Regions from separate parts of the Homo sapiens genome. Here region 2 is linked to region 1. A link is a contact called in ENCODE Hi-C data. All regions are on one chromosome and are shown on one strand. The core of a region is the stretch at or near the end of the contact, and the rest is flanking DNA. Distances in the headings are between cores, read along the strand shown.

Region 1 (2,757 bases), core at 162-2,661:
CACAGAAATTATGCCATTATTATCCATGTGTAAGTGCATTAGAAGTAGGAAATAGCCCTGGTTCACTATCTCCCACTTACCAGTAATAAACCCCTTGCTAACTACTCAAAAAGCCAGATTGAACAGATGCACTCAGCAATCTGGTTCTACCCTTTATTAGCATTAATTACAGTCATTTTCCTTTTATTGGTTTTATTTTTATTAATATCTCCTCAAACAAGCCAATAAAAAAGAAAGAAAGAAGGAAAAGGACAAATGCCTTCATACATGGGCAATCTTCCACAGGCTCAATGAGTCAGTCAAGCTTAGGCGTGTCTCAAGATAGGCATGACCTGCTCTCCACATATCTAGCACTTGTGCCAGAAACTGGGAGGGACCAAGGATTCACATCAATATGAGAAGCAAAGGACTTCATGTGTGATCTCAACATTGTCTACCAGAATCTGTCACATTTTGGGGTCATCATTCTTGGCTTTGATCAATACAAGTAATAGAAGTGATATTAGGCTATTTAGGCTAAGCCATAAAAGCCATTCATTTTCTCACTGAACTGTGGAAGCAAGCCACTCACCAACTTCTTTGTGTCTAGTTCCTAATGCTGAAAGAAAAAAATCGGCCGGGCGCAGTGGCTCGCGCCTGTAATCCCAGCACTTTGGGAGGCCAAGGCGGGTGGATCACGAGGTCAAGAGATTGAGACCATCCTGGCTAACACGGTGAAACCCCGTCTCTACTAAAAATACAAAAAATTAGCTGGGCGTGGTGGTGGTTGCCTGTAGTCCCAGCTACTCAGGAGGCTGAGGCAGGAGAATGGCGTGAACCCAGGAGGTGGAGCTTGCAGTGAGCTGAGATTGCACCACCGTGCTCCAGCCTGGGCGACAGAGCGAGACTCCATCTCAAAAAGAAAAGAAAAGAAAACTGTACTGAGTGGTGGCAATCAGCTTTATCATATATTCTCAGGACCTAAAATAAGACACCAGACAATAGTTCTGCTAGACATAGAATATACTGGTTCTCTTTCTCTAGACACTTTGTAGTTTGGTGGTTATAGAAAACCATGTTTTGATTCATCCATCCATCATCCAAGAGATGCTTAGATCAGGAAACTATGTTAGGCTCTTCAGTAAAGGCAAGAAATACGGAGATGAAGATAGGACATGACTCATTTTTCAAGGCTCAGCCTAAATACCACTCTCCTTCATTAAAGTTGTAGTAACAATGCTGTATGCTCACCCAACTCATTTTATTTTTCACCTGAGCTCTCAGGAAAACTTCCCAACTTCCTGTACAGCTAAATTTGGGTCATGTGACTAAGTTCTGGCCAGTGGAAAATCTGGCAAATATGATGTCTGCATATCCAGCCTAGCCCATAAATCCTCTGGGCAGTGTTCCTTCTGTGGTAACCTTAGAGGCCATGTGTTGAAGGTGGTGAGCTCATGCAAAGCTGAGTCCCTGAATGACCCTAGGAGCAAACTGTCCTTCTGGCCACATTGACTGTGGCAGGATCAGACAGCTAACTTTTTATTTTGTGAAGCCACTAAGATCTAAGTTGTTTATTTCATTATTGTCTTCCTCCCCACCCACCTTTACCAAGACTAATACTAAAATTTCTTTAATTGCCACACTATTCAAGGTCCACTCAAAAGATAGAATTCATGCCAGATTTTCTTTTAATTGTGGTAAAATACACATAAAATTTACCATTTTAATCATTTTAAGCATATGGTTCAGTAATATTGAGTCTATTCACATTGTTGCACAACTAATCTGCAGAACTTTTTCACTTGCAAAGCTGAAATATATACCTATTAAACAACAACCTTCCATTTTCCCATGCCTCAGCCTCTAGAAACCACCATTCTACTTTCTGTCTCTGAGTTTGACTATTCTAGATTCCTATAAGTGGAAACATGCAGTATTTGTCTTTTTGTGACTAGCTTATTTCATAGCATAATGTCCTGAAGCTTCATCCATGTTGTAGCATTTGTCAGAATTTCCTCCCTTTTTAAGGCCAATTAATATCCCACCGTAGGTACATACCACGTTTTGTTTATCTATTTGTCTATTAATGGATGCTTGGGTAGCGTCTACCTCTTGGCTATTGTGAATAGTGCTGCTATCAATATGGCTGCTATCAATATCTCTTTGAGATCCCCTCTTTCAATTCTTTTGGCTATACACCCAGAAGTGGAATTGCTAGATCATATGATAACTCTATTTTTAGTTTTTTGAGGAATCATCATACTGTTTTCCACAGTGGCTGCCATTTTACATTCCCACCAACAGTGCAAAAGGATCCAATTTCTCCACATTCTTGCCAACATCACACTAGTTATTTTGAACAGAGAATTTAATATACAGAATTGTTAACTAGGTAACTGAAAGAGTAAAAAGGGAATACTAAGGTTTCAAGAACATAGCAAATGTGGGAGGCAGCTAACACCCCTAGGGCTGAGGGAACAAAGGGAAAAGGTTGGAATTATTAAAATGTAGAGACTTAGGGGAGAATCCTGTCAGCTGGGCTCCAGAGCTCTGAGGAATGGGCACAAGTTGGTGCAGGTATCTCTGAGAGGTATCAATGAGGCTGGTTCTGTGATGTTGGAGAGACTGCAAACTGGATTCAGCTGCTGCTACAGGAATAAACTACCATTGTCAAATTGTCACTACCAAGGCAAAGAAGCCTTGCTAGGGCAATGCTCACAGGAACAGAAAGCAAACCAGGGAAGCAAATCCCTTTTTCCTTTTCCAATCTTGCAGTCA
Region 2 (2,757 bases), core at 108-2,607, 55 kb before region 1:
GAGTTCTGAATAAATTACGTGGAAAGTCCAGAACACAGTAATATCTTCATAATGAGTTAGTTGAACCATTTCTTACAGAGTAGATTACCAGGTGTATCCAACAAATCAAGAAGTTAACCCGTGGAAAATTGAAGGGACTTTTTATGTTTGCCTATGAGCTGTCTGGGGAAATGGAGGAGAGGCAGGGAATACTTTCCATAGCTTGACCTGCTCTTAAGTTCCTGGACATACCTTCCCCTTTTTAAAGTATGATTTAAAGGCAACAATCCATCTCCCCCGGACTCCCATACAAACCTCTTTTGGCAGCCAAATGGTCTTCATCGAGCACACACTTTTCAAAGAATTAAGGACGTGTGAGTAGGTTTAGTTTAGACCCTGCCTTCCCTCTCCCCACAACCCAGTAACATGCTGAAAATAAGTAATAACCTTCCTGGGTACCCCCAGAAAAACCTGTTTGCAGAAACTACAACCTTTCCTCCGAAAAAAACCCCTATCTTCTTAAGGAAGAATCTCAGTGTGGTGGTCTGCAGTTCACTGCAGGCATTTCCCTCCTCACCATTTACCAGTCATCAGTTACGCTGCATCTGAAATTGGTTTTTGTAGACTTTCATTTAGACCGGCTCCACCGGTGCCCAACTGCTTAAAAAAAAAAATAGCCCCTGAACCAATCTCTGGATTCCTCCAGCAGGCTCAAAGCGTTCAATTTCGCTGCAACTCTGGGGTGAAAACCGCCAGGTCCAGCCGGCAGAGCAACCTCCCGGGCAGCACGGAGGCTCCGTCCCCGGCGAGGCCGCCGGCACCTAGGCAGGAGGGCTCTTCGCACAGCTGCGCTAGGAATTCGGCTCCGCTCGCGGCCGCAGGATTAGTTCGAGTCCCTCGGGCTGGCCAAAGTGACACTACATTTCTTCTTCTTCGTTTCCCCATGTGACAGGTCCCCCTGCATTAAAGCCACCTCCTCCTCGGCCCCAGCCCAGGTCCAGCGCTCCTGACGCCCGCGCCCCATCACCCGCACCCTCCACCTGGGGAGGGGGTTCATGCCAGCAACCCTCCAGGCGGGAAACAAAGGCGGAGGCAGGGCTGCCAGGTGGGCAACTCCCCTCGGGCAGACCCGTCACGCAGTGGGGAGGATGGGAAGGTGCCTGAGAGGATAGGAAAAGGGAAACCAAGGCAACCGGGGCTGCATCCTCCCTGAAGCTGGGCTCCCGGGGCAAGCTGACCCCACACCTCCCCGAGCCCCGCCCAGCCCAGCCTAACCCGCTTGCCGGGACCCAGCATGGGAAGGACTGGGGGGACGCCCCGGAGCGCCGCTTACCTCGGGAGAAGCGCTCCGGCTCCCTCCGACGGCTCAGGAGAAAGCCCCACCGCTCGCGCACGCGCTCTCGCGCACTCGCGCCTTCGCCCCTCGGGCCCCCGCGCGCGCCCCTCCGACCAGGCTCTGGCCCGCCCCGGCCTTGTCCGTCAGCGTCCGCGACAGCCAATCCGGTCGCACGGAAGGCTCAGCGCCGGTCACGTGGTGAGACCAGCCAATCACCAAATTGCCCTCGGCAGCGCCCGCTCCGATGTCTCTGGGGGTTCGGTTGCTACCTAGCAGAGCGGGTGCGAGGCGGGCACAAAGGGTCTCTGTTTTCGGGGGCTAAGTGGCACTCAGTTGATCAATTACCAGATCAATTGACTTCTCAAATTCTAATATAAATAAGAATCACTTGACTCTCTTGTTAAAATGCGGATTCTGATCCAGAAGGTCTGGGGTGGAGACCTGAGATCCTGCATTTCTAATAAGCTCCCAGGTGGCGATGACGAAGCTCTTGGTCGGAGGATCACGCTTTGAATTGCACCTGTCCGAAAGTAATGGCTGTAGCCCCAGCTCCACGTAATTTGAAACTTGCACGACCTTTCTTGTCCTTCTTCCACTGATGAGAAGCGTTCCTGTGGCTACATGGGGTGTCCCGGTGATGCTTACAGTTTGGGCACCAGCTGAGGGAAGGTGTGTTTAATCCCCACATTACCCACCCTTGGTCTATGGAGCAGCAATCATGCCAACTTGGTGACTGGAGTGTGGAACCAGAAGTGGAGACGGAATGGCCATGGAAGAGAACACTGTGTCTACGTTAATCCTAAAGGGTTGGGCGTGTGTGTCTGAGTGGCGCGGTGCCAGACACTTGGCCAGAGAAGTGGTATAAGTGGTCCCTGCTTCTCAAAACGTAACAATTTGTTGTAGAACTATACAGGCTAGTTCAGAAAGAAGCATGTGGAGAAAACATCCGGGAAGCTAACAGTCACAGCACAAATTCAGGCATAAGCTAAAGAGGTTGTAAAATAATATGCCTTGAGGGTCTTAAAAACTGTCCAAATATTCTTCTGTCAGTAATTCCAGAGTCTAGAAGTTAGGACTCCCACTGGCCCTGTCATTTCTCAAATTTGACCTAAGGACTCAGTGTTTTCGGACTGGCCAGCTAGAACCTTTGTCGTTCAGCGTAGCCAAGCTCTTATTACCCAGTAGTGTACCGCCGTGGTTCAAGATTCTTAAGTGCTGAATTCTCCAAAACCTTCATCTCTCATCTCTTGAAACCAGGTGGTATAACCCTGCTTCAGCATTTCTCTCTCACTATCAAGGTGATCAAACTGTCGCTTAGAGAAAACTTCACCTTTGTCAGTGTGTCCTGAACTTCTCTGGCTTCTCATCCCCAGAAGTGAAGCCCACCTAGCAATCTCAGACATTGTTCATCACATTGTCCCTATCAGAGATGGCATCGCACA

Evidence for each region. Hi-C counts contacts between places; a loop is a spot of excess contacts on that map. Pooled maps may share reads with other maps.
Region 2: a map of gastrocnemius medialis shows a loop between it and region 1 (4-fold over the local background). The contact joins the promoter of TMEM108 here to the enhancer-like site in region 1. A Hi-C loop is called at or near these places in 2 of 168 maps with a recorded cell type or tissue (DLD1 and gastrocnemius medialis) and 1 of 50 pooled maps.

What each region holds. Positions count from the first base shown.
Region 1 is chr3:132,981,950-132,984,706 of GRCh38, reverse strand. No RefSeq gene overlaps it. Among named protein-coding and RNA genes, the nearest start is that of TMEM108, 55 kb to the left of the region's middle. Within about 2 kb of position 1,411, at least 2 of the 41 ENCODE cell types and tissues checked have a DNase peak (open chromatin) inside an H3K27ac peak, as active enhancers do; they include gastrocnemius medialis, where a contact is called at or near this core.
Region 2 is chr3:133,036,991-133,039,747 of GRCh38, reverse strand. It overlaps TMEM108 (transmembrane protein 108), which reads right to left and starts at 1,357. Exons shown (of 6, transcript NM_023943.4): 1 at 1,313-1,357. RefSeq lists an enhancer at 1,369-1,663.